Regions from separate parts of the Mus musculus genome. Here regions 1 and 2 are each linked to region 3. Evidence: chromatin loops called from intact Hi-C (ENCODE). Cell type or tissue: gastrocnemius. All regions are shown on one strand. Links, peaks and the distances in the headings refer to the core of each region. The heading gives the core; the rest is flanking DNA. Region 1 holds the start of Kcnq5 (potassium voltage-gated channel, subfamily Q, member 5). Region 2 holds the start of Gm28836 (a long non-coding RNA gene). Region 3 has its middle 310 kb from the start of Kcnq5.

The links. A loop is a pair of places that touch in the nucleus more often than their neighbours do. Peaks named below come from ENCODE experiments on the same cell type or tissue, not always from the same donor. Only the 100,000 strongest peaks of a DNase experiment are listed, where the experiment ranks them.
Region 1: it touches region 3 in a loop (2.9-fold over the local background); 16 of 42 quality-filtered maps call a loop at or near these places.
Region 2: a loop joins it to region 3, with 4 times the contacts of the local background. A loop is called at or near these places in 5 of 42 quality-filtered maps.

Annotation. Positions count from the first base shown.
Region 1 is chr1:21,955,322-21,965,840 of GRCm38, reverse strand. It overlaps Kcnq5 (potassium voltage-gated channel, subfamily Q, member 5), which reads left to right and starts at 3,899. Exons shown (of 14, transcript NM_023872.3): 1 at 3,899-4,660. The coding sequence starts at 4,260. In gastrocnemius, for the core only: a CTCF peak has its summit at 4,414; DNase peaks (open chromatin) are centred at 4,323, 4,642, 5,002, 6,103 and 1 more place; H3K4me3 peaks cover 2,767 bases; H3K27ac peaks cover 2,058 bases.
Region 2 is chr1:21,266,884-21,277,402 of GRCm38, reverse strand. Gm28836 (a long non-coding RNA gene) reads left to right here and starts at 5,718. Exons shown (of 3, transcript XR_373236.3): 1 at 5,718-5,988. It also overlaps the pseudogene Gm7094. In gastrocnemius, for the core only: a CTCF peak has its summit at 5,757 (motif pointing right); DNase peaks (open chromatin) are centred at 5,043 and 5,758; H3K4me3 peaks cover 1,168 bases; H3K27ac peaks cover 538 bases.
Region 3 is chr1:22,263,363-22,273,881 of GRCm38, reverse strand. No RefSeq gene overlaps it. Among named protein-coding and RNA genes, the nearest start is that of Kcnq5, 310 kb to the right of the region's middle. In gastrocnemius, for the core only: a CTCF peak has its summit at 4,713 (motif pointing right); DNase peaks (open chromatin) are centred at 3,553, 4,705 and 7,214; H3K4me3 peaks cover 313 bases.

The DNA.
Region 1 (10,519 bases), core at 2,405-7,404, 310 kb after region 3:
TGGTCCCACCCACAAGGGGCCTTTCGCCCTTGATCACTAATTGAGAAAATGCCTTACAGTTGGATCTCATGGAGGCATTTCCTCAACTGAAGCTCCTTTCTCTGTGATAACTCCAGCTGTGTCAAGTTGACACAAAACTAGCCAGTACAGATGGTCTCTGATATTGTGGTGAGTTCCCTGGCTTTAGGTTGTTGGAGAAACACCTAAGAGGTGTGTGTCATATCTCTTAGGAATTATTATTCTGCATTAAAAAAGAGTACTTTGCCACACCACACTGCTATTTTTAATATGGCCATTGATTATAATGATAGATACCTACGAAATGCAGTACAGCTGCTATGCTTATTGGCTCGATTATGGATTACCACAGAGGGAATAAAAGCTACAGACATGGATGGTATAGTTTAAAGGGCATTCTTTCAGGAAGTCAGGGGCTTCTGCCCTGATTTCAAGCCTATTGTTATGACTAGGCTTGGTGCAAGTCACTGAGCAAGCAAGAAGTTCCATCATTTTACATTAGTAAATATTCTTACTGTTCTAAGTTTTCAACTTGTTTTGTTATTGCTACTCTGATTAGCCCAGGCATGTCACACTGGAGCAAAACGTATCTGTATCTCTGTGTAGTATCTCTGATATCACACAAGCTCATCAGAACAGTGCACATGAGCTTGATTGTGAGTCTATGCTCTGTTGGGAGGACTGGGACAAACAGTAGAATGCATAGCCCTGAACAAGAAAAGGAAGAATGTAATAGTGATGCTTTATTTAACCTCCCTGTGTAGGTGCTACAATATGTCTTTGTCTCTAGCCTATAGGTGGCATTTCTAATGATGCTATCTCAGAGTACTGTTCAGTAAGAAAATATAACAGGACAGAAAAGGCATTGAAATCAATTATTTTCTAGTAACTATATTCAAGTAAAATCGCTTCTATAGACTTTAGGGAATTTAGTTTCCAAGACCATAAATTTCAGGCAGGCACCACAAAGGAGTAGTTGAAAGCACCCTTACCCTCTTTCTTGAGACAGGGTTTCTCTATGTAACCCTAGCTGACCTGGAACTTGCTCTGTAGACCAGGCTGGCCTCAAACTCACAGAGATCAGCCTGCTTCTGCCTGCTGAGTGGTGGAAGTAAAGGAATGGACCACCATTGCCAGGCTAAAGCAAAACCATCTTAAGGGATGAGGTCTGTCAATCAACTCACATCTTCTACACTAGCCATAAACACTGGTAGTTTATTTAGAGTGATTCTTTGCATAGGCCTTTTGATTCTTGAAATCACAACATTCAAGATACAAGCAGAGAGGTAATCACAAGTTAGAGGCCAGCCTCGGCTAAATATGTATCCTCAGGACAGCATGGGCTACAGAGTGAGATCTTGTGGCACAAAACCAAAATAAAGAAATAAGTGGAATTGTCATGTACTTTTACTATTACCCTTTCATAATATTTTAGTGTAATTGTTACTCATGAAATAATGTTACATTATTTCATGCATGGCTCACTATGCCTACTGATATTTCAGCAAGAAATAAAAGGCAGTTTCCTAGCAACACCTGTATTCAAAGGAGCAGCAACAACAATAAAAGCTTAATTACAAACACTTTCTTTTCCTCAAAGTTGACTTTTGCCTATCTAGAGAAGTCACTGGGTTACAAGGAAAACATGGCACAGATCAAGGCCTAGGAACAGGTATGAACAGAGTCTCTTAGACTTTCCTTTCTGGGATTGAACAAGCAGGATGATCCCCTAGGGTTTGCACCAACAGCAGAATGGGTACTCCAACTGGGAGTCAGGATGCTGGGTTCCTAGTGGCCCATCCTGTCTGTGAATACACAGACAAGCCCCCTTCTCTGGGTTTGTGATTAAGTGGATGGCACTCAAAAAAGATAGTTACAAATGTCTTAGACGTCTATAACCCTTACTAATTGCAGATGTCCTTGCCACCTTCCCACCCGGGTTTATTAACATTTTCGAAATAGACATCATAGCTTCCCTGGTATGATCCCTGCATCCTAGGAAACCATCATTTGGACATTAAGCAGCTGAGTTCCTGGGCCTTTCAGAAGGGGAAACACGCTCTTGAGTCCTGCCTTAAAGAGATTTCCTGCCTGTGTGTGGGGCCAGGCCCCAGAGTGAGGCAAAGGTGATCTAATCTCAGTTGAAGTTTGCAGCAAAGAAAACAGCTTCCTTTAAAGGGGAAGTGGCCTTTTCATTTTCTTATTTTCAGCAAAGCTAGGATTTTTTTTTCATGCCGACAGCGTGTGCACGAGTCATTTTAAGTCTCTACATCTTTCACCCTGAAAGTCCCTGCACAGAAACTCCACGGGGAGTCTAAATATAGCTGCACCGAACTACCCCCCACCTCAGCTCCCACCTTCAGCCAGGGGTCTCCACGCAGCTCTAGGATTGGAGAGCTTATTCCAGGACATTCTCTTTGCATCTGCCTTGAATAGCAGGGCACGGAGCAACCTCTCTAGCACCTCCACGGTGTGTGGGTGTGAAGTGTATTAGAGGAAAGCAGGAGTGACTCTGAGTGTTGATGCTTGGCTCACACGTGGTACTGCTGCCAGCTGCACAGCGCTAGGGGTTAGTAGTGCCTACTGCCCAGAGGTTTGAAGGGAAACAAGGTCTTGCTGAGTAAGAACCAGGAAGAGGTCTTCACAAAACAATAACGATAAAAATAAAAGTAAAACTCTTAGCTGACGTTCTGACTGTAGAAAGCAGCTGTCTGTGGGCGTGGGTGTATGCACGGGGTGTATGTGTGGGTGTGTTGGTAGAGTATTATCTGCTATGGGTGAGACAACCAAGATAAGATTTTTGCCTTAGTGTTGGCTGGTATTCATGGAAGTGAAAAAAGGCTCAGGGATGGCCACTTTGCTACTGACTACCATGACTTTGTGTTGAAAGCATAGTTCAGTTGAACTTGGCGATTATTACTTTTTTTTTTTTAAATATTTGGGAGGAAGGCTGCTCTATTAGAAGGAGTTCCCAATCCTGGTGTCCTCTCAGTTTCCCCATCGCTGAATCTGTTGTTTAATTGCTAACAATATTTTTGAAAGGCGGAGTTCTGAGCCAGCAGCACCATAATCTCACTCTCATCCAAGAGAAGAGATGGGCTTTGGGGCGCCCATTTTCCAGAGGTGGTGGGGGATGCAGTCAGTGGTTCCCTTTTCTCTAACATTGTAAGTTACAGCATCCTGTCTGAGAGGCAGGTCCTGGACTCACTATCCTCCATGATCCCTCTCGAACTCCCTGGGGACGCCACAGTCGCGGCGGAGATTTAAGCAGTTTTATGACTTTCTTTCACTTACATGGAAATTTCTGGAAGGAGAGAAGTGGGCTCCTTTTCCCAGGCTGCTCTGTCAGGAGGAGCTCCCTCACCACGAAGGAGCTACTTTGGAGTTTTACGCCCTCCCCACACCCCACCCCTGGGGATGGGAAGGATGTTCTGCGACTCGCAGGCTTGTTGTCTGAGGCTAGGATGGAAAGTCACAGCCTGCAGGCTGGATTGAGTCGCGGGAAGCTGCTGGGTCCCTGCCTGGCTCTCTCCGGGTGTGTCCATTGAACTGCGGTGGGCTGGTCCCCAGCGCGGGAACCCAAGCGCCACTGCCAGAAGCTTAGCCCCCGCTGGCTCGCTCCTAGGCTAGCCAAAACCTGGAGGGTAGGACAGAACCTTTCCTGCCCACACCCATCACCCGAGGATGGCAGGACCAGGCGCGGCATAGCAGCGGGAGAAGCCCAGAGACCCGCTCGTCCAGTTTATTCAAGAGGCAGACTTCGCCCTCCGGACAGCTCCGAGTCCCAGGAAGAACCGAACCAAACTCATCCTGGGAGACCGACTTAGGGTCAAGCCGGTATTCTGCCGGGGTGCAGGGGACAGACAGACTCGAACCCTGCTGGGTGTGCACGCGTGCGAGCGTGCCTCCGGGCATCCCGCACACCCTCAGTCCCGTGTGCCGACACTCCTCGGGGAGGAGGGAGTGGCAGCCACCAGACTAAAGGAAAGCGAGGGACACCTCACAAAGTGACGCCCCCAACAGGTCCGGATTTGGAATTGGAAGCGGCAGAAATCCGGACCTCCCCGGGCCTGCTCCGCACACCCCGCCGCCCCCGCCCGGAGCCCCGACTCTAGGCTAGTCCGCCCCCCCGGGGCGCCCCGTCGGCTGCGGGTTTCCTCCTGCAGACCTGCCCGCGCACATGAAGCCGCTGCCCCCGCCGCAGGCGCCAGCGCCCCCCTCGCGGTGCCCGTGGTGATGCCATGCCCCGCCACCACGCGGGAGGAGAGGAGGGCGGTGCCGCCGGGCTCTGGGTGAGGAGCGGCGCGGCGGCGGCGGCAGGCGCGGGTGGGGGGCGCCCGGGCAGCGGCATGAAGGATGTGGAGTCCGGCCGCGGCAGGGTGCTGCTGAACTCGGCGGCCGCCAGGGGCGACGGCCTGCTGTTGCTCGGCACCCGCGCGGCGGCGCTCGGCGGAGGCGGCGGCGGCTTGAGAGAGAGCCGCCGGGGCAAGCAGGGGGCCCGAATGAGCCTGCTGGGGAAGCCGCTCTCCTACACCAGCAGCCAGAGCTGTCGGCGCAACGTCAAGTACCGGCGGGTGCAGAACTATCTGTACAACGTGCTGGAGCGACCCCGCGGCTGGGCGTTCGTCTACCACGCGTTCGTGTGAGTACCCGCGCCCCCACTTCCGACCCCGTGTGCCCCTAGCCATGCCCTCTGTTGGGGAGCCCCGGGGCGCACTTGGCGCCCGCGCCCTGGCCTTAGGCGCGGAAACGCGTGCGCGCTCACACGCAGAGCTACACACACGTGGTGGTTTTTATTTCTTTGCACGTGTTGCCATCGGCCCTCTGGAGCCCTCAATCTCTCTCGTCCCACCTCTCGCTCTGGTTCACATAGAGCCCTTTTGCCCCAAAGCACCCAAGGGACTAACGGGTCAGTTCCAGGTACCTGGGTGATTGAAGGCAGAAGCCGGACTTAGGCGACTCAGATAATCGGGAGCGATTAGGTCCTGATATGCGGAAAGTTAACTGAGTGGGGCGCCCAGGAGCTGGGGATAGCTCCGGGAGGTTGTGCACCATCCCGAGACTGGAGAGACTGGGAGGGCATGACCGGGTGGGATGGAGTGGCGAGGAGAAGGTTAAGAGTGGGTCCACAGTCAGCTCTGGGGTCAAGCAGAGGAAGCTGCTACGTGATGGAGAGAGAGAGAGACTAGGTTGTAAGCGCGCCCGGAAACACGCCTGGCCACCATCACAGCTGTCATCAACGGAAAATCTGTCAGTGCACGTAGTAGTCATTGCCACATAGAGGTGGTCAGAGTCTAGAGGGCTACCCAAGCTCTGTGGCAGGCAGTGCCAGCTGAAAGTGGAGAACTGGGGTTCAGGAACATGGCCAGAGGTGCTGTAGTGGAAATGCACAGGGGCCAGCTGTGACCTGAAGCAAGCAGTGTGTTTAGTTGACACTTATGGCGCCGAGATAAAGTGTGTGTGTGTGTGTGTGTGTGTGTGTGTGTGTGTGTGTGTGTGTGTGTGTTGACTAAGCCCTCACCATCTAGCAGAGTATGCGAGAATGAAAATGAGAAAATGGTTGGAAGCAAATGTTTATTTTTCCCTTAGGCATTAGAAAGCTTTCCGTGGCTTTGAAGTTTACTACTGTTTTGCCCGACGTCCATTCATTCAATCTCCTGTTAGAGTTAGGTGAATCTGGACGACAACTTAAGGTTGTTTTCATGTCTATACACCCTGTCTAATTTAATCTTTTTAGAGGAAGCCCCGCCTCTTCTTGCCCCGTCTCTGCCCCCTCCTTCTTTATGTTAAGATGAAGTACAAACATATTAGCCTTAGAAGACCTCCAGAGAAAGCTGCAGGCACATACTGATTGATTCCTTGTTTCTTACTTGGTTAAGATATGTTTGGAACAGACCAAAAAGACCTTTCAGAAATGAGGCATGCCGTCCTATACTTCTCCCTTATGTGGAATGAAGAATTGGCACAAACCCAGGAAAGTTAAAAAAAAAAAAATCATAATATCAGGAGAGAAGGAGCTGCTTTTATAAATAGGTGAACCTGAAATGTGACCAGGTAGAACTCAGGAAACTGGTGGAGTCTGCACTCTGGGGCCCCAGTGTCTGGGAATTTTTACAGTTGCAGATTGTTGTGAGCATGTAAGCTTAGGTGACCTATTCCAGCCAGCTTCATGTGTTTGCAAGGCACACATAGGGAATGTTGTATTCTGTCTAGCGTCATTACACTCAAAATATAAGGTCTATCCTTTGCTGATGAAAGAGTCATAAATATTTGAATGTAATTAATGATAGACACCCATGACACTTGTTAAGCTCATCTCCTTGGGTTGATATACAATTAATTTAGTATTTAATGATCTAATAAATTATTTTGACTGTCAGACTATAATATACATTTTTAAAAAGGAATGCTGAGGCTTAATTTGCTGTAAATGTGCACAGTATGGATGATGATATTTTTAGACATGCTCAAAATATTCATGGCTTTGAGTTTTAAATATGATGTAATATAGTATTTTTTATTTGGGTAAAGTACATGGTATGGGTTCAGAGGAAGCTTGACACTGTTGCACATATTGATGTCTCCTAAGCATTGTTTACAAACAGGAGTGAAAATTTCTCAAAATGCAGCATTTTCTTTTTGATGCCTGGTGGATAAAGCAGTGTTTCTGTTTTTGTTTTTGTTTTTTAAACTTTGATAATTTTTGTTTGTTTGTTTGTTTCTAGTTTAAGAATTTTCTTGCTAACTAGTTTTATCAGTGAATTCTGTGAGGGATAGAACATGAGTTGTGTGCTTGCCAACACAGTATTGCTTATGTAAAGTTCTTCATAATGTAGCAAAGAGCCTTGAGGTCTGTAGGCAGGGAGCAGCTGAAGATACATAGCACAGAGTCAGAGGCTGGGGGAAGGACAGGGGGGGTGTGGGGGGATGGAGGAGGTGGAGAGTAATCACTACTTATGAGTTTAAATGAGGTTTTGAATAGCTGGAATTTACACATTACATTAATAAAGCAAGGTTACTTTGAGCTGCAGGTCCAATAAGACCATTCCAGGAAACGATAAGAAAATAATTTCTATAGAGGTGTAATATATATAATATATAATATAGAGGTGTAATATATAATATATAATATATATAATATAAAGGTATAATATATATATATATATATATTATATATATAATATATATTCTATAGAGGTATAAGTAACTAATGCTCTGCCAGCCTGGGAATCCTCAAATCTGACTTTAATAACAGTTTTTGTAGGGTATTAAGCTCCTTGCCAAGAACAAGCACAGTGTGATTAATGAGGCAGTTCAGGGATGAATTTACTTGGTTAGCCCAGGGTTTCCACAGCCAAGAAACCAGAGAAGTATGCTTAACATTCATTATGCTTCAGGTAAAGAGAATATTCTGTTAAGATATGCAAAAATAATTATTATTATAATGACATTTTAATGGTCTAAAATGTGATCTGATGAGTGTATACCCCAGCCTACTGGTAAGAATGCTGGCAAGAACAGAGATGGTCTGCTTCAAGGGAGTTCTTCCTGTGAGTTTGTGGGCCTTGGGAGATCCAGGCATTTCCTGCTTTTTTGGAGTCCCCGGGAAGCAGTGTGTTCTGTCTTCAGCTGTGATACAATTAACCAGATGAGCTCTTAAAATAGGAGATGGTTTCTCTGAGTTGTTTGTTCCGTTTAAATTGCCCTTCTTTGGGGAAGATTTAGAAGAATTATGGTAGTTGTAGAGGAGTTCATGAAAGGATTCCTAATGTAAATTTGTGCTCGTGTAGCAAACACGATCAGTCCTGAGGACTCACAGGAACACCCATGCCTGCCCCAGAGAGGTATCAATGCAGATACATCCAGCTAACCCATCACATTGCCCAAAGCATCCTGTCCCTTTTAGGACTGTGGGTGAGAATTCATAAATACTTTAAACTAGAATATTCCAACCCCCCAAAACTAGGGAGCCTGGAGTATAATAATAATGATGATGATGATAGTTATTATTATTATTATTATAACTATTATTATTATTATTATTATTATTATTATAACTATTATGCTAGCTACTACTGACCATACAAATGACCATTAAATTTCATTCATTTGCTGTGAACTCTTTCTACAGTTATATCTCTTTCTGTCCTTTGCTGCTTCCTCAGTGCCTCTCTGTTTCTCAGAATCTCTCCTCTGCTTCCTGGTCGTCTTTCTTCTATTTACAACCCCATAGCTGCCATTCTGACACAAGTCTTATTAGTAATGGCCAAATATGATTACATCATATATAGGTTTATCCATCTACACATATCTGAGTGTCTGTGGTACATGCTGATTTCTAAATTATGAGGCCTCTGATTTCAAGGAGGACGAGCATCCGTGTGATTTTTAAGCATTTCAACAAGTGTGAGATGATGCTCTCAGGGCTGTGGCAGAGAAAACAAGTTACAAAATAAAATAATGCAAGAGAGACAGCAAAGCCACTCTGGACAGAGAAGCCAACAAACAGCATTCAAAGTGGAAGTGAGGCCTGGGCTGAGTTTGGATGGTCAAGTAGCCCATTTTCAGAGGAGCAGAACGGGGTGGGTGTGTGTGAATGAGCTATCTTGAAAGAGAAAACAGCGTTAGTGAAAGTGTGTGGTCCCAAGTGTGTAGTAACTGTAAGTACTTTAAACTCATTGCAGGATAAAGCCATCTTCAAGGAAAGGAGTGGGGGGCTCACAGCTTTCTCGTAGCTTTGATGATGGAGATGGTCATGGAATTGCATAGGCTGGGTCTGTCTTTACTCTTTACCCTGTACGAAGTAGAGCTGAATGAATGGCAAAAATCAAGAGAACACATCTTACCTTGGAAAGTGAATCGGAGAGGGGATTTAAAATGGAGACAGTGTGGTGTGTAATTAGGTGGAAAGAGTATTTCAACTTTTCCATTCATTCTGAGCTTTTTTTTTTTAATCTTTAAGTTCACCCTGCAAATGTCTTTTGGTTCTCTATGTTGCTCTGGAAAAAGTGGGAGATGACTGCCCAAGGAGCCAAGGGAGTGAAGGTGGGGATAAAAGGCAAGGTTTAATCAGAAATGTTTCTTTTTCTCCTAGAATCCATTCTTAGAGACTTTTGTACAGTGACTTTAGATCATTTCCCCTCCAAGTCCTCCTCAACTCCTTCTGCTTCCCTCCCCTACATTCATATCTTGTTGTTTTAATAGCCCTCTGCATGGTTGTAGGGCTACCCACTGGAGTATTCACAGTCCCAAAGATGGGGGTCACACCCCTAAAGAAGCCCTTTCCTCCCCTACACGTCATCAGCTGATGATAACCCAGCAGTTGGGAGAGAGGTATTGTTAGTACATCTATGGGGATGTAAACTGATCTGATCCTGCGCAGGCTGTCACACCAGATATGAGTTCATGGCATGTCTAGAAGATGCTGTTTTGTAGTACGTCCTCCTGATCTGTGGCCCTTACACTCTCTGTGAACCCTGTTACTTGATGTTCCAGAGCTTTGGTGGGTAAGGGGAGAGGTGTGAGATGAATGTCCCATCTAGGGATGAGTACTCCATAATCCTTTATTTAAAAACAATATTAAAGATACAGAATTGGTTAGATGTTTTCACCCGTCTGGTGGGTCTGTGTGGATGATTCCCGTCTGTGGTTTTGGAGGTAGATCTGTCATTTAGTAAGATATAATGCAAGTATATGGCCTATATATGATGGTAATATATGACCCAAGTTCACAGAAATGTAAAAAATTTCAGACTTGCTCAAGTAGAAGCAGATGTTCTTAGTCAGCTGTGTAGGGATTGTAAGAAATAGGAACGTGGGGCCATCCCTTATGGTTTCATGGGCTTCAGATCAGCAATACCAACAGTTTCAAGAACCTAGAAGGCCCCATGAGAAAATATGTTGAAAGAATAAATTCATTTAGAAATCTTGAGGGTAATATAAATGTCTCAACCCTACACCTTGATTTTGAAAACTTTATCAGTTTGTGGTAATTCAATCAATGCTTTAAAAAGTGGTGAAAGGAGCTAGGAACACCAGCAAGAACCAAAGAGTGGGAATGTGAAGGAAGACCCAGAATGCCATAATAGAACACCTCAAAGACTAGAGAATTGGATGAGGCTTCATTGGAATATTTTTGAATGATGTTTCTAAAGAGTAAGACCTCTGTTACTGAAACCCATGTGGAATGACACAGGTTTGTATGATCTTAGTATATGGATGTATGAAGTAAGAGTGATAAAAAATTATGCTCCAGTTCCCCTGGCACAGGTCAGAAGACTCTCATGTCATCTTTCTGGCCTAATTACAGCTACCTCCCCAAAACTCCATCCCTCTGATGAAAGGCCTTGCTGGGTTGCTCTGTCCTGTGGCTTGTGGCTATATCTTTGCTCCTATGTTATGCTGTTGAATATTTCCCACTAAGTGTACCATGACTTTTTAACACATATTTCCGACTTTCACTATTTCTTCAAACTACAGTACAAATGTGGCTTCTCTGGCA
Region 2 (10,519 bases), core at 2,943-7,942, 1.0 Mb after region 3:
GAAAGCAGACTTAAGGGCCCACCAACGAGTAAGACTCTGGGAAAGCAGCCCAAGATTCCCTGATCCCTCTCTTCTGATTGCATCTGAGGTAGCAGAGATGAAATGTAGATTTTAAAATATGTTAACTCAGGAATTAAAGAGGGAAGTATGTGCTAGGGGCAGGGAGGTTTAGAAGTGCCTAGCCATGGAGCAAGTAAAGCTTATCAAAATTAGCTGGCCTGTGTGTCCTGAAAGGGCTGCAGCTGACATATAAGAATATGAAAGATCCTGACAGAATGTAAAAGGTCACAGAAGCCCTGAAATTGGCAAAATAGATTTCATTGTTACTAAAAGTAGCTTCACTGATTTAGAAAAATAGAGGTGCACAATGCTCTGGCCACTCCTTGAACCAGTGTGTCTGCCAATGTTTTGACCGTTCCTTGAACCCATGTGTGTGCCCACTGATGAAGCCCACTGCCAGGTGTTTGTGATATTGGTTGCTGGGGAAGAGTCGGAAAATCTCCCCAGCAACCACAGCGGGGCCAATCCTGAGTTGCTACACCTGCCCCAGACTCTTTCCTTGTACCCATCCCACACCCATTTCTTGAGAATGGACATTGTTTAGATCTGGAAATCCCCTACTCCCCCCTCTCCTTTCCCCCCTGAGGGCCTATAAAAACTGGGACCCCTTTCCCCTCGTGGTTGATTCCTCTACCCCTGTGTGGGATATGAGTCGTCCCCAGAGCTCTGGCTTTCCCCGAATAAAGCCTCATGTGGTTTGCAACAAGCTCGGTCTCTCGTGAGTTCTTGGGTGTCCACTATTGTCCCCAGGCCTGAGTGAGGGGCTCCTCTCAGAGTCTTTCAAATACAGACTAGGTCTCAAGACACAGCCCTTTACTAGGCCATGGTGACTGTGATCACACATGACTGTGGCTGGCAGGCCAGACAGACACAACTGTTCTGGCTTCTGTTGTTTCTATGTTTTCCTCTATCATCAGGCATAGACTCCGGGTCTGGGATCTCAGTGATGGCCAACCCATCAGCTCTGCCAGTGCTGCTGGCGCCCCCTGCTGGAAGAGCAAAGGATAAAACTACCACCACTTTAAAGAGCTGTCTTGTAACTCTCCCTGCTGTCCTCCATAGGGAAATGATTTACTGAAACTTAAGGGGCAGCAAACAGGACAGCTCTGGATTCCAAATGGCCTCTGATGTTGGAGGCAGAGCAATGTCTCTGTGCCTTAAGGGTTTCCCTTTCAAGGTTCCACAGCTGCCACTACATTTAAAGGGTCCCCACAGGGCTATCTCAAGACTGGAGGAGGGACAGAGTATAGTTTGAGCAGAGGTATTTATTCTTTGGTTATTAAGGAAAGATCAAGGACATGAGAAAGGCATTTGTGAAACCTGGCACCAGGACCACAGAGGAAGGGCAGAAAGGGCTCTACATAGTCAGAAGATCTGGAGGTGTTCACAGCTGCATGTCTCATGGGTTTGTGCTTCATGAGAAACACTTTGGAAGAAGAAACATGGCTCTCCTTTTCTTAGTACCCTCCTTCACAGCTCTTCATTTAGTTCCTGAACATGCCCCACCCCGCAAGCTGTGGAGAATGGTATTTTCTGAAGACTTCTTACACAACCCTAAATGCTTGAGTTCAGACTGAGATGCAGTCCTATAGATTTTTGTTCCCTCTCACTATCATCAGAAAGTCTGCCGAAGCCAGGCCATGTGTGACTGATCGTACTCTCTGCAAAACGTTCCTGGAGGTAACCGCATGCACTCTGATGGTGAGCAAGCCCTCAAGGTGTGGGACATGTCAGGCACTGAGCAAAGCTGGCCCAAGAGTGAGGTGACATGCTGTGGGTGGCAAGAGCTGACAAGCCAAGGCTGCTAAAGCTCATTGGAGCCCAGATAATGCCAGACATGGAGATGGCAGGGTTGGTGTTTCCCTGCTGGCTTTCAGTGTGCATTTGGTCCTGTCACTCCTTGCTGTCTACCCTCGTTCCTCTCTTTGGTAATGAGAGACTTTAGTCTGTGCTGTGACATACTGGGAGGCTGTACTTCATTTTCTTGTATTGCTGGGGCTCATAGTTTAGAGACTGAACCGAGTCTTAGAAGCAACATCGGAAGAAGAGTCCTGAAATGTGTCTGTGTGTAGCATCAAGTGTGGCACAGACTCTCAAGCTTCCTGCACTAGAGCTGCTGGGCTGCACATGAGCCCAGAGCCCGACCTCCAGGCTTCCAGGTTACTGGCTTTGGAGAAGGGCCTGAGAATCTGCTCTTCTAATGCTCTCTCAAGTGGTGCTCACACAGGTCTGGGCACCACCCTTGGAAGATCATTGTGTATATTTAAGACTAAACTCCAAGAAGGCTTAGCTAGGTAGCAAACAAGCAAACAAACTGCCAAACTGTTCTGTTTCCCACTCAAAATCCAGATTCACTCAGCAGAAGCAGCCACCAAGTCCTCTAAGAGATGATGAGAGGTGGCATCTGGTGGGTTTTGGAAGAGTTTCACAGTGAAGGGCATTTGAGAAGTGGAGAGCCTCTGTGATAAGCTTGTTGGTGCAAATGACCTGGCAGACACACAGCCGGTCTATCAGACAAGCCTGCAGATTCAATGTAGGTCACTGCATGAGGTTAGGGTGTGGGGGGGGTGGGGGAATGGAATCTAAAACCTTGCCATTTCTCAGAGGTAAGGTCATGAGTGTTCTAGCTCAAATGCTTTCCTAGGCAGCATAAATAGCTTGATGCCAGCACACTGTACTGACAGAGGACTTGTGTAATACTGGCTTGAGGAGAGCAGAGCTTCAGGGCAGAGTGATTTCTACCCGAGACTTACTCACTTCTAATACCTCTGAAAATGAATGTCCTCAGTGCTAGAGGCAGTTGTTAGAAGTATTATTGTTCTGTATCATGGAAATAAAAAACTGAATATGTGTGTGTGGGGGGGGGGGAAAGGGTTGTTAATCCTATAATATTGGTATTCTCCCTCTATAACCTCTTTGTTATACATATACATGAATAATATTTACAGTATTAGCTGGGCGGTATGTGTTGCTCTTAAAACAAACTATTTTGGTTCACATCTATAATTCAGCCATTGGAAAGCAGAGGCAGAAAGGATTGCTATGGCTTTGAGGCCAGCCTGGGCTACTTAGTGAATTTCAGGCCAGTGTGGGTAACAGAGTCAGGTTCTGTCTCAAAAATTAAGCAAACATTAATATTCTGTATACATGTATGCTCTTTCAACACATTTTTTATCCTGTAAAGTAGCCATTTCAGAGTTGTGATACATATAAGAACTGTGTGCAACAGGACTGTGTGTGGTCCCCCATGATAGGAGACACACAGCAGTGCTACTGTGGATGGATGTGTATTTCCCAAATGCAAACAGTGAGATTGAATTAGAGGTTAGTGGAAACAGAAAATTGTTTATTCTGCCTAACTCTCGAATCTGGTTCCAATCCTGACAGCATTTGGGAATTGCAGAATCTGCTAGTTCTGTAGTAATGGGTGTTTCCAAAGGTGGAGGACAGAAAGAAATGGAAAATGTCAAGCCTCTGTTTGCTTTTGTTGTTCTGTAATATCAATTAAGTCAGTGTGATTTTAATTTTTATAAATAAATCTCCCCAAAGCCAGGTACACCTGGAAATCTTATGTGTCACTCAACTCTGAAGTTATGCTAGTAGACATAACTGAAGATCATTTACTCTTTAGGGTATTTATTAACTGAGCTTTCTTTGAATTCTTACATATTTTACTTCTGCATTTCCCCAAGATGGCAGAGGTGCTGAGGCCACACGGAATTGTGTCTCTGTCGCCGTGGATCGTAGGTAGACAGTCTTACAGGTTGGCAAAGGCCGAAGGTTTCACTGCACCCTCATCCTCAGCTCCACCCTTGGCTTCCACTCGAGCAGGTGGCTGATGGCGTGAGCTCAGGTGACAAGTTCCCTCTACCTAAGAGCAGTCCTGTTCCACATATCTGACAGTATGGAATCCCAAATGCCCTACAGAGAGATGTTCTCTGAGGTTCAGTTAGAATCACTGAATAGGAGCATGTTGTGGCTGCTTCCATCTTCTGGTACTTTAGTAGGAGCATCTCTGAGTGTCTATTCTGAGCCATATCTTAATCTGCTGCCGGAGCTGATGGAGGTTTGCGGAGGGGTGTTTAAGTGCAACAGACTGCGCAAGAGAGACTGTGCTTCAACTTTCAGACCAATGAAACAACAACAAAGATATCGCAGCATCATGACAGGAAGTATGATCTATCCAATCTTGTCGTGGGGATAATAAAGCGTTCCAAAGGGGTTGTTTGTTTTGTTTTGTTTTTCTGTTTGTTTCTTACTACTACAGATTTAATGACATTGGTAGGGACATATAACTTCTGGCACAGATTAGACACCAAGGGACTAACCTAAACTAAAAGTGGAAATGGATACACTCAGGTATTACATCATTGAACTGCTTAACAGGAAAGCTGTTAACAGGAGGTCCAAACCTCTTGGAAGGTACCAAGCAGCTAATAAAGGCTGGTCTTCTTCATCATCTTCAAGAATTCTTCCTCATTAATCTCTCCATCCCCGTCAGGATCAGCTTCATCAAGCATTTCCTGTAATTCATCTTCGGTTAAGTTTTCCCCTAGCTCCTTGGCAACCCTCTTGATGTTATTTAGTGATATGCTTCCCGTAGCATCGTCATCAAATAATTTAAATGCCTTCAGTATTTCTTCTTTTTCATCTTTTTCACTCATTTTTACGCTCATGATGGCAAAAAAATCTTCAAAACAAATGGTGCCAGTCCCTTCCTTGTCGATTTCAGCGATCAGTTGTTTTACTTCTTCTTTCTTTGGCTCAAAGCCTAAGGCCCGCATTGCAATCTTCAGTTCTTTCAGATCTATGGTTCCAGATCCATCAATATCGAATAAGTCAAAGGCCTCTTTAATTTCTTGCTTCTGGGTGTCATTCAGTTCAACTTTTGCTGCTTTTTTCTTCCATTGGTCTAAAGTTATGCGCTGGCTGGATGCCATATCCCCTCCCTGCGCCCCTGCCCGCGCCCGCGCAACAGCCGCTCTCCCCTCCAGGGCGCGCGTTTGCTCCCGGCAGGCGGTTGCTATATCCAAAGGGGTTGTTTTGAGTAGGGAAAGTGTTCTGTGAGTCTGAGGAGAGAGAAGGCTAGGGTGAGGATGGACAAACAGGATGTTGGAAGGAGGGCCAGAAGGATTCGCAGGCAAAGGTCAGGATGGGAGTGACTCTACAGCCTTGTGTCTTGCTGACAGTGCTCCTACGCCTCTCCTGGGGACTGATTAATTCCCTGGGACCAATTTAGACTTCCAAATTCTCAAAATATGATCAAATTAGTTCCCCCAAAATACTGTGTGTGTGTTCTTAAGTTTCGTTTCTGGGAACTGATTCTCTGGACCGGCAAGATTCAATATGCTTTCCAACTGTGGCGTTCTGTGGCGTTCTGTACCACCCCTCCTGGACATCTAAACCTGGATACTCTGATCTCACAGGGCAATAGCAGGATCACGAGGCTATGCCCTTATCTACCTAGATACTGAGCAGTGAGGGCACTCGCCTTTGAAATCAAATCAACTAGGATTCTGACTGTGGACACTTCACCCTTTGGAATGTCCCCACATCCACTGAAAATGGAAACAATTTGTAGTCTGTGGGTACAAAATTCTTAACGACTCGGGGGTGGGTGGGTGGGTGGGTGGGTGGGGAATCCTAAGGAGTCTTGCTGTAAGCATCATCCCGGCCGGCAGGGGGCAGCAGACTCCAGACCTATGCTCCGACACAGCTGGGTGGAGAAGGGACTTCTTGGCCTCTGCTGGCCCAGAGCTGCACCTGACTCCCAGGGCGAGGACAGAAGAAGGACGTGGGATGAAGGACTCTACCTCCCACAAACCAACTCCAAAGAGAACAAGACTGTGTTCAAGAGACACTTAAGAGAACACTTAAGGCGGGTCACAGCTACGGAGTGCGCCTGCGCAGTACTGCATCCGGAGTGAGGTAGTGCCCTTAAGCATCTCTGCTTTTTTTTTTTTTTTTTTTCTGCCTTTTCCAGCTGCAACAAGGGTGCAAGTGGGCTGTGCATCCGTTCCATAAAAGAAACTTTTCATGCAAAGGCATGAGAATAAACCAGTTGTTGCTGAGCATCTGCCTTCTCCTTCAATCTCTTGATCTTCACAGAAGATCTGGGGAAGGAGGAAGGAAGGAATGGCATCTGCCCTCCCACAGATCTTTTCTGGCTCATCCTGCCAATTTCCTGAATTTCTGCCTTCATGGGGACCCTAAATTTCGCATCTGTTTTACCCTTTACCTCCCCAGAGGTGGGGCGTTGTGGTAGATAAAGTTCAACCAAGACTTCCTTTAAAAATGGCTCTCATGCCCACTTAGCTCATAGGTAGGCAATTGGTTTATTTTTATGTGAAGATGCTTTGTGTATACTTATTTACAGATCTTTTAGTGGATGGAGAAGATTCTGGAGGCCTGAGACAGGGCAGGGCGGTTTCCTATCCCGGGCAGTGAATAATTTTGTTGCATTGCATCCAGGACGTTTTCCAGTCCTATATCAGCACCTAGCCTCTGTCTGTTGCACGAACATGCAATGAGCATGCCTCCCTCTTCCAGCTACACTCAACTCCTTTCAAGTTCTTACAGCCTTGAGGGGGGGTTGGAGGTGGAGGGTAGGTGTCCTTTGCCTTCCAGAAGAAGCCAGAAAGGTAATTGACCTGTGTAAGTTTTCTCAGTGAGCACTTGTTGCCAATGGAATAATTTTGTTCTTTAGCATGAAACTCAGTTCTCTGTGGAGACGCAGGAATTGTGGGATTCCTGACAATGTAGCCAAGGTTGGTGAGGCAGTGGAGGGGGGAGTGTGGACAGCCACTGGATAACTTCCACACAGGCTGTGTATTGGAGCCACCCACTCATTCTCTCAGGGCAGTGCGCTTGGAGCTGTGTGCAGGTCAGCAATGGATGAACTAATGTGGGTTTGCCCTACTTGAGCTTGGCTGGCAGAGAAAAAGAATCTGACAGGCAACGAATCTCAAGCAGTTTTACAGGAAATTAAAGGAATTTATCTCTTATTGAGACAGGGTCACACGAACAGTTCAGGGACTCAAGAAGGTGAACTCACTTTTCATATTTTAAGTTAGCTTAGGAAAAAAAATTAGACTCCAAGTTACTATCCAGTGATGAATAATCTGTGCTATCAGCTTTGGATTTTTAAAAAAGTATGTCTTCTTGACTATTAGGCACATCAGTGAATAGTTAAATATATGTGTATGTGCACACACAAACATGCTCTCATGCTTACACACACACACACACACACACACACACACACACACACACACACACTACTGTCCAGAGACTCTGACTAAGGGAAAAGCATCAAGACTTCCCACCCTTAATTCCACTAGTGGTCCAAGACAGAGACCAGTAGGGAGCCTTGCTTGTAACTCCCCAGCCTTGCCCACCTCCAGGCTGTAGACTCTCAAGGCTGACTCTCAAATTCATGCATGCTCCCCTTCATTGTCCTTTCTCACAGGTGGGTACTCTCATCAACTGATAGCTCCACTGCAGTCAGCTCCAGATTCATGTCCCCCTGTCTTTCCTGAGTATGTTCCACTACCACAGCTAGGAAACATTAAGTCTGCCTGTAAGGCTTGCTTGCTTAACCCTTCACTGACCTTGGGGCAAGAACCACAGACTCCCCTTACAGGGTGATGTGAGCACAGGTGATATTTCTAATGGACACTCTTTGCACAAAACATGTGTGTTTCAGGTTTTAAGGTGTGTCATTATTCGTTTGTTTGTTTGTTTGTTTTGAGACAGAATTTATCTGTGTAGCCCTGCCTGTCCTGAAACTCACTCTGTAGACCAGGCTGGCCTCGAACTCAGAAATCTGCCTGCCTCTGCCTCTGCCTCTGCCTCTGCCTCTGCCTCTCTGCCTCTGCCTCTCTGCCTCTCTGCCTCTGCCTCTCTGCCTCTCTGCCTCTCTGCCTCTCTGCCTCTCTGCCTCTCTGCCTCTCTGCCTCTGCCTCTGCCTCTCTGCCTCTCTGCCTCTCTGCCTCTCTGCCTCTCTGCCTCTCTGCCTCTCTGCCTCTCTGCCTCTCTGCCTCTGCCTCTCTGCCTCTGCCTCTGCCTCTGCCTCTGCCTCTGCCTCTGCCTCTGCCTCTGCCTCTGCCTCTGCCTCTGCCTCTGCCTCTGCCTCTGCCTCTGCCTCTGCCTCTGCCTCCCAAGTGCTGGGATTAAAGGCATGTGCCACCACTGCCCGGCGTGTCATTATTCTTTAATCGTGTGTGTCTCTGTGTGGGTGTGTGCACACTCGGCTTCAGAGTTCAAAGGAGGACATCAGATGTCCTGGTGCTAGAGTCTCAGGTAGTTGTGAGCTGCCCAGCATAGGTGCTGGAAACAGGGCTCAGATTCTTCACCAAGCTCTCCCACTCCTCCCCCTACCCTTTGCATTTCATTTCACTTTATTTACAAACATGCCTTGCTTGCTCGCTAACTCCCGGAAGGCTCTGCACATGTTCATTCATCTGCCTGGAACACTGGCTTACTCTGCTTGTTCCGGCTTCCCCGAGATCCCAGCTGGGACCCTGCCTCCCCTGGACATCCACCCTTAGACTCCAATGTCCAACAGACGCCTGTCCCCGTGGGGCTGTTCACCATCTGCTACTCCCTGCCCTGTTGTACTGTAGACAAGCCTGTGTCTACAACCTTTTCAAAACTGCTTCCTACTGCCTTGCACAAAGATAATGCCCAGTAAATACTTGTTGAGTGCAAAGGGGTTTAAATATGCCTCATTGAATGTGCAGGTGACAGATTTACTCTACATCAGTTGTCTTCTTCTTGGTGTGCTGAAATACCAGGTAACATGTAAAGATTACTATTATTGCACAGTTAATATTTCTCTTAAAATGTACCTTTGCTTTCAATTGACACACAATAACTACACATATTTCTGGGGTAAAGTGTGGCATTTCAGTATCTTATATTTAGTATCTTATCAACCAATTAGGGCAACTGTCATAGTCATTACCTCAGACATTTATTACTTTCTTCCCTCTGGGGTCATCCAGAATCCTGTATACTAGCTACAGAAGAGCGTAGAGTAGTTTCCAACCATAGCTCTTCCACTGTGCTGGGCAACATTAGACATTATTCCTCCTTTTCAGCAATTCTGTGTGCCCTATAACGTCTCCCTCTCACATCATTCCTAGGATTTGGTAAAACTTTAGCTTCCATATACAAGTGAGAACACATGGGATTTGTCTTTCTGTGCCTTGAACAATTAATGTTTCCTGAACACTCAGTAAGTGCCCGGCACTATCCTGGTACTCTAATTCATTTTGGAAGTAACCATGTAAGCTAGACATTTCTAATTTCCTTCTATTAAAATGGAGAAACTGCACCACAGAGCAGATGAAGAACGCACCTGGTTTGACACAGCTAGTAAGCCTCGGTGTCATGGAGGCTGAGATATATGGTATGACCAGTTTCTACATAGTACTACGTGGGGCCTCCTGTGAGATGCTCATAGGGCAGAAGAGAGTGAGTCACAGGTGGATGGTGCACTGTGTCACAGGGTGTGGGGCGATTGAACAGAAGAACCCTCCACGAGATCTCAAGCCCACCACTCACACTGTTGTTCACCTTGTTCAGCTGGATGCCCCTTGTTCTCAGGGGCGGGATTGCATAGGCGCCTACGGTGAGACATCTCTGATCCTGAAATCTTGGCTCTGTGTGGTTTGGTCATTGTCTGCTTTCTCTGCACCTTAGTTTCCTCGCCCAGGAAATACTCACAATGATAGCACTGCCCTCATAAAAGCTTGTGTGGTGATTGGCTGTGGTGATATGGAGTTACGTGCTTGGAGCTCAGAATTGTCTTTCTCATTACCCTACTGCTGTTTCTTTTACAAATTAACCTTTTCCATTTGTTTATTTGTTTAGTTTTTTATTTTATTTCAATTTGTTAAGGGCTTCCCACCTCCACACGGGGGAGAGTCTCACTATGCGGTCCTGGGTGGCCTGGAACTCATTTTACAGACACCACTGTGATCTCAAACTCACATTACCTACCCACATGAGGTTGAGAAGATATGACTCCCAGTAGTCTGCCACTCTCTAGACCCCATACCCAAGAGTATTTTAGTAACACAAATTGGACTCTTTGGGGGAAAGGACAGAGAGACAGAGAGACAGAGACAGACAGACACAGAAAAGAACAAAAATGTGTTGAAAGGGAAGTGGGTAGGTAGGTAGGAGAGGATCTGTATGAGTTAGGTGGAGTATGTTAAAAAATACATGGAATTATCAAAGAGTTAATAAAAACATTATTAAAATTTACCAGGCTGGAGAGATGGCTCAGTGGTTAACAGCACTTACTGCTCTTCTAGAGGTCATGAATTCAATTCCCAGCAGCCACAGGGTGGCTCACAATCATCTGTAATGGGATCTGATGCCCTCTTCTGGCGTGTCTGAAGATTGGACAGTGTACTGACATACATTAAATAAATAAATAAATTTATTTAAA
Region 3 (10,519 bases), core at 2,371-7,370:
CTTATTCAGGTTATACTAATTTCACAGTATGGGGAGGTCTTCAGGTTTTAAAACTTTTTTTGGTTGTGTTTCAAATACATGTCATATGTATTTGTTTCTGATTCTAGCTAATTATCTGTCAGTTACTCCAGTGTGGGCAATCTCATACATAGATAGCCAGGGGAGTGTGAGCATGAGAACTCTAGGCCAGTGGGTCAGGTCTCCGCTCGGAAGAGAATTCCAGTTTATCCCTCTCGTCCCCTCATCTCCAAACTCTTCAGAAGTGGCCTTTCTCCCCCTGCATCCAGCCCTCACCCCTTGCTCACTGACTTCTCCAATTTAGGGTTTCCAGATCAAACTCATGATTTCCAATTAAATATGAGTCAAATAAACAGCACATGATTAAAGTTATGTGAAGGCTTTTAAAAATTACTTGCTTATCTGAAATTAAAATGCAACTGAGAATCACGTGTTTTCTCTTGCTAACTTTGGCAACCCTCCCCATATCTTCACCTGGTTCATATTTCCCAATATTTTGTTGAAATATTCTCTACAATTCTTCCTAACTGCCCAAAACTACGTCCAATTTTTTAAGCAGCTTTGACTACGAATATGAATTTCCTCCTCTGAGATAGGCTTTGCCTAATGGTTGTTGTTCTCTAACATTGAGTAAAACTGAATTTTGTTCTGAAATCTCCATGCTGAATCAAACCGAAGTCCCTACTATCACCACGATGTCTAGAACAAGCAGGTCCCACAGCCCTGCTTCAGGGACTCTGTACTTTGGCCCCTATTGCCTATCAAGAGAGCCTTGTCCTTGCACAAGAGATACTTGGAGTGGGCTTGACCCCGACTGCCAACATAACACAAAGTAAAAGGGTTTGTCAGCCAGGCCCTCTTCATCAGCATCTTCCGTGTATAACTATTGAGATGGGTACAAAGTAGAAGGAGACACATCTGGACCATTCTGTTACTTTGTCCACTCCCCGTGTTTCTGGCATGTTTCTGGTTTGTTTTGCTCTGGGTCTATGTTATCTTTACTGTCTCTATCTGTCTAAGAAGTCTAAGCTCCAAACCAAACCTACAGCACCTGATCCAGTGGTCCAGCTCCTCATATCAGAGTTAGAAAACTACTAATCATATAAACCCAAAGCCATTTTATTGGGTCATGCTCCTTCACTCTCCAAGTTTCAAAATATAATTATGAGCCACATAACAGTATTTTTGTTAACAGTGGACTGCATATATGACAGTGAGGACCATCTAGCCAGCTATGGATTAAACCCATCACCTAGATAGGTTCTTGTGTTCTGTCTCATTTGTAATTGCACAATCTTGATCATTGAGCCACATGTGTTTGATTTATTCTTGAAAATGATGATGAAGCCATTGAGAGATTAAAGAAATCATAAGGAACAGAGGGCCATGATAACCTGCAATGTTTAGACAGCATGGTCCAAGATCGCAGATTCTGAATACTGGAGTTGGGGCCTTAGACTCAGGACAAAAATGGCTGACACCGAATGTCCAGAGAACCCCAAAGTAAACAGTGAAGTAATTTGTTATCTAACTATTTGTGACCTAAATGTGTGAGTGTCATATAAATCTGGCTTTGAGGTCAGGATCATTCCTTGTACTGGGTGCTTTTGACTTCTGTAGAACTGCATGCCTATAACCTGTGTGCTGGTTTGTTTGTATTCTATGCTTGCCTGTCTTTGGCCTACATGTGCTAGTACATATCTTGAGTCTGCCAGAGGTTGTTGGTCTGTGTGGTGTTCCTTACCACAAATAAATAATGTCTTATCTGCTTGTGACTTCCCACAATCTCTTCAACCTCTTGGCCTCTAGTGACCTCCCTCCTATCCCTAGGCACTGGACCTTGGCCCTAACAGAAGTCCATGAGGAATTGGAGAAGGGTACTTTCCATTCATACTTTATTTGTTCACCCAAATCTTTTGAGTGCTTTAGGTTAGTAAATCACCAAATAATCATATATATATATATAAGGGAAAAGAAAAGCTTTTATAACCAGGACTTCAATGAACCCATGATTATGCCTGAGGTCAGACAGAAGCGCAGTCATACAAGAAGGCTCTCCTAACCAAATAAAATATCCGATGAGAACCATATCACAGGGCCAAACCTCGCATCAGAACACAGTCTGTGCTAACAACAGGAAAGAGGTCAGTGGAACACTGAAAATGGAAATGAGGTCACTAGGTTTCAAATACCAGGGTAAAGAAGCAGGTGGCGGGGCATGGTCATGCAGTGTTGCTTCTAACCTCTTAAAAAAAAAATCTGAGGGTTTCCTATCTTTAACATGGTGTTCAATATTTCTTTAGCAGGAGGCAGGTAACTGCGAATGGAAATAAGAGCCAAAGTGTCTAGTAGCTCAAAGTACAAGTTTCCTTTGTGCTGGCTAACACTCAGCAAAGCTGAGCAGATGAACACTAATTACTACCAGGTTGAAGGAAACCTTGGAGTCACCAGTATGTGACTTTTAGGTTCCCCCAAAGTTAGTGCCACAGCAAAACAACAACCCAGATGCCCCTCAACAGAGGAATGGATACAGAAAATGTGGTACATTTACACAATGGAGTACTACTCAGCTATTAAAAAATGAATTTATGAAATTCCTAGGCAAATGGATGGACCTGGAGGGCATCATCCTGAGTGAGGTAACCCAAACACAAAGGAACTCGCACAATATGTACTCACTGATAAGTGGATATTAGCCCAGAAACTGAGGATACCCAAGATATAAGATACAACTTGCTAAACACATGAAATTCATGAAGAATGAAGACCAAAGTGTGGACACTTTGCCCCTTCTTAGAAATGGGAACTAAACACCCATTGAAGGAGTTACAGAGACAAAATTTGGAGCTGTGACGAAAGGATGGACCATCTAGTGATTGCCATATGCAGGGATCCATCCCATAATCAGCTCCCAAACGCTGACACCATTGCATACACTAGCAAGATTTTGCTGAAAGGACCCAGATATAGCCGTCTCTTGTGAGACTATGCCGGGGCCTAGCAAACACAGAAGTGGATGATCACAGTCAGCTATTGGATGGGTCACACGGCCCCCAATGGAGGAGCTAGAGAAATTACCCAAGGAGCTAAAGGGAACTGCAACCCTATAGGTGGAACAACATTATGAACTAACCAGTACCCTGGAGCTCTTGACTCTAGCTGCATATGTATCAAAAGATGGCCTAGTTGGCCATCACTGCAAAGAGAGGCCCATTGGACTTGCAAACTGTATATGCCCCAGTACAGGGGAACCCCAGGGCCAAAACGGGGGAGTGGGTGGGTAGTGGATTGGGGGGGGGGGTATGGCGGACTTTTGGGATAGCATTGAAAATGTAAACGAGAAAAATACCTAATAAAAATAAAATAAAATTAAAACAAAACAAAACAAAACAAAAAAAAAAAAAAAAAAAAAAAACAAAGCTCGCCTTAATTAGTTTGGCCATGAATCGCATCAGTGGTCTTTCTCCTCACGTCTGTTGGATTAACAGCTCCATTCCATTGGCTGGAGACCCAGAGTGAGTCAAGCATGAAACACTGAGCAGAATACTGGCCATCATCCCTGCTTCCTGGCCATGGGTGCAATGAAGCTGGCTTCACATTCCTGCCTTCACCACCTAAGGACCACTCTGTCTCACGTTGCTTCTGACTATTTTGTCACATCAATGAACAAAACAACCATTAAATGTAGTATTAATAATAAACAATAAACATACTAACAAGGAAGAGAGAAACAAATGAACACATATATTAAACAAACCAATCAACCTGAGTTCTGCCTTCACTCTGAGGGACTAGCTGCTCAAAACTGCATTGAAATAAAGCCAAATTCATTTCCCTAGCCATTTATAACTCTTACATTTGATTAAAATTACCAATTTCATACCTGAGAACAATGTTTTAGGGCTTCATTTATGTTCTTGAGACATTCTTGGAGTGAGGCTTTCAAATAATATCTTAAAGAGTTATGAGGTGTTCTCCTCACACATTTGTAGTGGTGATGGTAGAGGTAGGTCCTAGAACATCCACTCTTAAGACCTCAGGTCATGATTCTGAGCATTAGTGTGTTTGGCAATTTGATTATGGTTTAGGGAGTGGAGATGCTGGTGTGTATCACTCAGGAATATCTACTAAGGGAAAAAGGAAGCTGGTGCCGAAGAACAATAATTTTAATATATGGCAACTGTATATCAAACATGACTCAGAGGTTTTTAAAATTCCTTTTCCTAGAAAACTAGGCAATCAAAATGCTAGATGACAGAAAATTAAACAAACAAAAGACTCTCCAGAGTGTGGGTAGATGGCCTCACGGCAGAAAAACATAGAAGAAACCTCAAATACAGAGTGGGTAGTAGCTGGCCTCTTAAAACTGTGACCTCCTCATCTTTCCTCTCCAGAACCCCGCGTGTTGAAGACCACGCACACACAGATTGAGCAGGGACTACAACTCAAATTGAAATTCCCAGTGTGCTCTCATCTTCGGAGAGAGTGGTATTTGTGAATTGCCACCGATTATTGGCAGCTGTATTATATTGTTCTCCTCCCTTGTCGAATAAAAAAGAAAAGAGAGCATGTGCTGTCATACTCTGCCACACCAGCTGAAGGACACAAGTTCAATATTAAAACCTGACTTCCACTCTGAACTCTGTCTTGCCCAAGTAGAAAACAAATGTAGTGGGGCATTTCAGCCACAAGATGGCAGCAGCGCTTCATGCAGCTTGGATACCCTTCACAGTACCATTGCCATAAAAATCTCAAGAGCAATTACAGCAGAATGGACCAAACTTGAAAGTTTGAGGCCAAACCTCGGAAACTGTCTTTACCATTACATAAACACATCTGCTTTGGAACTTTAACTGTCTTAAAATTTCAAAAATGTCCACATCCTTATCATTCTTTCTCATTAAAGAATTACGTACGATGCCTTCTTTTGTAATACGGAGTTTTACTCTTAAAGCTTTCAAATTGCAGTAAGTTCGTGTGATTTTCCTTAATGAGTCTGGCCGGAGAATCACTTACTCAATACGGAGTTGGTTGATGCTCAGGATCACGTTACAAGCAACCCCTAAGTGCCCAGACCAGACAACAGAAGCTAGGCATCGGGAGCTCTGAGGCACACGGGAAAACATTCAAAGCCAGGCTGGGTTAAACATCTGGAAGCTTGAAGAGCCGGGGGGGGGGGGGGGGGGAAACATACAAAGCTAGACTATGTTAAACGTTGGGAAATTGTGAAGGCTCCTAGGTCTACCACAACAAATTACCACAAAGTGGGTGACATAAAATAACAAGAGTTGTGTGTAAGCCCCGAGAGGTCAGAAACACAAAGCCATGGTAACTCAGAGGGATTGAGTAGCCTTAGAATATAGGAAGAATCTTTTCATAACCTTCCTAGTTTCTGAAGCTCCAGGTGGCCTTTGGAAGGTGGCAGTCTCTGTCACCACATTCCTTTGCCCTTCTACCCTAGATCCCTGAGGCTGTCATTGGAGTTTGGGTGTGGCAAGACCTCTTCTAAGGATATTAACTATTACAAAGAGTTGCAAACACAGGTACATTCTCACGTTCCCGGCATGCCTGTGGTTCAGGTAAATGAGGTCATTTCCATTCAGGTTCAGGTGGAAGCCGATTCGCGTCTGGTATCTTCCCAGTCTCATTACCACGAGTAACTAAGTCAGTCTGGAGAGAAGCCAGACCATAGCCACTGAATCAGTAAAGTTCCATTAACTATGAATCTGGGAGCTTCCCATCAACAAATGAACAAAAACAAAAAAGCAAAAAGAAGCCAAGAAATAACAACAACAAGACCTTCAAAATGTCTCTGAAAACCTTTCTGTGAGTCCTTGAAACAACTTGCTAGATGCGTTTTAACAGCCACTGCAACAATTTATACTTTTTACAATAACAACAAAACGTTCAAGTTGGGTTTTTCTTTTTTAAAAATGTATTATTCATTTTAACATTACCTATATACATGCATGTCTGTGTTTGGTGACATGCACGTGAGTGCCCAAGAGGCCAGAAGAGGGCATGAGATACACCGGAGTTGGAATGACAAGTGATCATGAGCCATCTGATGTGGCACTTAAAGGTCCTCTATAAGACGCTAGTATCTCTCAACTCCTAAATTAATCTTTTTGTGACGGGTATAAACAACTGGTTGTGAAATCTCACTATTTTCTGATATTGAACAGAAAACACAGACAATAATACTGACTACCTTGCATGTCTCAAAGGAATACATGAAGCATTCTTGATTATACAAAACGGTATAAGAACGGGACCTGTGTTTCCCACTCTCATCCTAACAGCCCACAGAGGAACAGTATAGATGCAGACACAGAGCCAGAGCCCTTCCTTCCTCAAAGGCTGGTCTTCTAACCCAACCACTAGGAGCAGTGTGACTTGAGAGCTTGTTGGAGATGTGGAACCTCAGATTCCATCCAAAACTGAATCAAAGGCGTCTTATAATGTCATCCCTGGGGAGGTATCTGGACACTAATCTTGGGAGAACTCTGCCCTAAGTGATTTTGTTGGAACGTTTTAATTTTTGTACAGGGACTCTTCTTGTCTTCTCTGATATTGAGGGCTCTTTAGGGACTCCCTCCAAGATCATCAATTGAGGCAAGGAAAGAAAAGAGTGACTCAGATGATCTGAATGAAACCTGCAGTAGCAGCATCTGACATGGACACTAGTCATGTTTAGCTCAGGTGACAGCAAAGTCAATGGAGGAACCTACAGAGTGGGCGATCTCAAGTCCAGCCTTCGAGTTTGGTCTTTCTAGAGGCAACTGTAAAGATTGACTGCAAGGGAGTGCCAGGGATATCACTTAAGAAATATATAATAGGAGTAAAGGAAATGGGGACGAACATTAGGAAGACATAAAAGGAAGGGAGAAAGCAAAAGAAAGGAAGGGGCGAAGTCAGCACTCGGCTACAGAGTCCTTTGATTTCCCTCACACCTCGTTTCTGGTTCCTTTCCAGAACGTGTGACTAACTATAACGTTCATCTCCATAAGGTCCGACCCAGTCCTGCTTTGAACTGCCCAGATGAAAGGCGCACCACAAATACAGAATGATGGCATCCAGGTTGGCGTTTGAGCAAGAAAGTATCTCAGTGTGGTCTCCTATTATTTAAAAGCTGAGAGTTCCTGACAGAGCTGCTGGGCTTCACACAGTCTCACTGTGGGTTGGTGAGCTTTCTGGCAGGGCCATGGTTGCCAAGGAAACTGCATCAGGAATGAACGACTGGGACTGTGGATTCTTGGTTGATTGGTGAAGCTTAAAGCCTAATACCGCATGCAAGACACACTTTTAGTGACCAGAGCAAAGGCAAATGATCGTTACAAGAAGGGATCGCGACTCTCTTCTCCCTCAGATCTCATCTGGTTGTCAGTTCCTAGTCCAGAAAGTTGTTGCCTTCTCTGGATCAATAAATGGGGCTTATAAACCATGAGCAAGAACACGTGAGCCCCACAAGGAACCGTTGCCTTCCTTAGTTGGTCACAGAAGTCTTTCTAGTCTTCCTGCAAGCAAATGTGAAAGTGCAGTGAGTAGGTGATACTCAGAAGTTTCCTGCCCTCTGCTTGCTTTGTTCATTAAGGACCAGAAGAAAGGCTGCCTTGCCATCTTTTCCACTAGGGGAATGTATGTGGAAGATTCAAGAATCTTACTTTTTGTTGTTGTTGTTGTTGTTGTTGTTGTGGTTCACTGCACATCTGTAAACTTGTCTTGACTGCTCCTGGATGGAGTTCTTCCTCTCTGCTCCCTGGGATGGCACCCACGACTTTTATTATCACATTCTATTGTTATTATTTGGGGAATGCCTATTATTTTTGTTCACGCCTATTGTTTTTGCTGGCCAAATAATTTTCTTGACATCAAGGATTATGTTTATTTTAGCTTTTGAAAGTGGCCAGCACAGTGCTGGACAAGGAGCGTTTTCAATAATTATTTGAGTAATCTGTTCTCTTGAGATAAAGGCTGAGGGAATGAGGAAGACATAGCCTGAACTACCTCTAGGAAAGGACATTGTAATCGTCTCCTTGAAGACCTTGCCTAGTTGCAAGTCATTTATATAGTTAATGCACCAAGCTTTAATGTTGCCTCTACCCCTAGAAGACAGGTGGTGCTATTCACACGGAGAAAAAAACTCAACCCAAGAAAGGATAAGCAGGTCCAGGAGATGTCCAGACTGAGCCAGTCAGATTTCCCCACATAACTCTGTCAGTGTGTCAGTGTTCTAGAGACGTGTGATAGATGTTGTAGAGTCTTGTATAGAGTATTCTCAGGATAAGAAGGACACAGACCTCTCATGGTGATTAAACCATCCTTGATGAGAGGAAATGAAGTTAGATTCCACATTGGTTGGAATACAGTGGGACCCAGTAGTGTGTGTGCAAAAGGATGCCAACAGAATAGAATAGACAAGATATGCTAGGGGTGAAACAAGTTCCAATGTTGACAAGCACTGGAGGAATTTTCAAGTGGTTTAAAAACTTTATCTCTAACTCAGGTGAATTATATGATTTTCAAAAAACAATGTGATAATTAGACAATATATGCAGATGTGCTTAGCAAAATTCCCAATGTACGATAAGTGCTTAGGGCACTGTTATCACTTTTATTACCAATACCATTACCATTAAATATGGATGCTATTGTTGTAAAAATGGTAGTTTGGAAATTCTGTTTGATTCCCTTAGGGGATGGAGATCTAGTCAAGAGCTTACCCATACTAAACAAGTGCTCTTCCACTGAGATATATATGCCCAGTTCTGAGGAGTGTTTTAAGGAGCTTTTTAATTTTTAAAAGATATTTGTAACAGGGTCTTGCTGTGTAGTTCAAATGGTTTTCTCTTGCTACAATCCTCTGGTCCCAACTTTACAAGGACTGGGATTACAAGTATGAGCCACAATGCCTGGAAATAGCTTTTCGAATTTAAGCGTCCCTTAAATATTACTTCAAAATCTTTGCTTCTTTCTAATATTAGTGAACACAAAAATGGCGCCACTTGAGGAAAGAGAGTGGATTTTTATTTAGTCAGTTGATATTGTTATTTTAGGCAGTCAGTTACCCATTGTGAGGTTTTCACAAATCATTTGGGTGAAATCTTCTCCATGTTTTTAAAAGAAGATAGTAAGAGAAGAACTGAATTTCCGTAAAAACTAATTTGCAAAGTAAAATGTATGATCTCCCCACATCTTGTTAGTTAGCTAAAATGTATAGAACCTGTATTATTTTTCCTCTATTGAATGTGGATTGACTAGAAATTCTCCTTCCTACTGCTCCACTATGTTGCTGGGGTATCTGGAATTCTTTCCATGGAACATATGTCTAAATAAAAGCTTGTTAAGGACCTGGCTTGCTCTTTCTTCGTGGCTTTCCTCATTCTGTAAATTCATTGTCACCTATTCATCTATGGCTTCCTAAGTAGATTTTCTTTAGCTGGAGAAATCACCCACAAGAAACTCAACATTCCAGGAATACACTTTGTTGATCCTCCCATAATCACTAGCTTCTAGAGGGCGTGGCCAGAACCCATCGGGAGCTAGTGAACCATGACCCCAATTGCCAGGATGTAAAATTTGCCACCAAGTCTTTACTTCCACTTCCCTTGAGCAGCTCAGCACAAGCATTATGGCCACCAACCAGAAATCAAATCTATTCCAGCTGAGAGACCAGATCCTGGGTTTAGACTCCATCTTAGAGAACCTGACCTAAGGATGAGCAGAGTTAACTAACAAGCCAGCATCTAGCACCAGTTCCCAGGCTACTCCCAAACAAGACCAGTTTCCCGGTTATTCTCTCTAACAAGCTTGCCCCTGGCACTTCACTTCCTAACAACCGCCAGTCAGGAGGAAAGTAGAAGTTAATTTTACGGTTTAGCTCCCAGCACCAGACAATTATGTTAAAGGGTAACAAAATTTTGTAATGGCCCCCTATTCAGAAGTGTGCCAGACTAGAAACCCCTTTGCTTGCTTGCCATTTTCTGTAAAACCCTGTCCTGAAAAGAGCTCAGGGCTGTCTTACCAACCAGCCCTGCTGTGTCAGGGACAATGGTGAATAGGTCCAAGCTTAACTTTGTAATAAAGAGACCCTAGTGCAATAGCATCGGAGTTGGCTCCCTGGTGGTCTTTTGGGGTAAACGGGCACAAGGCAGCTACCCAAGCTCTGGTTGGCGCTACACATACACTTAATTAGGCTCATTGGGAACATTAATGGAACCCAATTTGATCCCCTACCCAGGTGGTGGTCTCCTGACATCTTCTTGGCTTCCTCTGTTTCAGAGAACACTCTTCTGCAAGCATCTTTGCTGTTTGTACCACAGTGTTGTTCAGAGGATGTGATCTGTAAAGAAATACCATAAAGCTTGATGCATTTCACTCCGTAAATACTGGCTTTGGCTGTGAAGTTAGCCCATTGTCAAAATTCTAGCTTTACTTGAGAGTCCTGGGCTATTTCCATAGATAATTCCAGAAGGATTTCAGCCACAGGCTGCACAGCCTG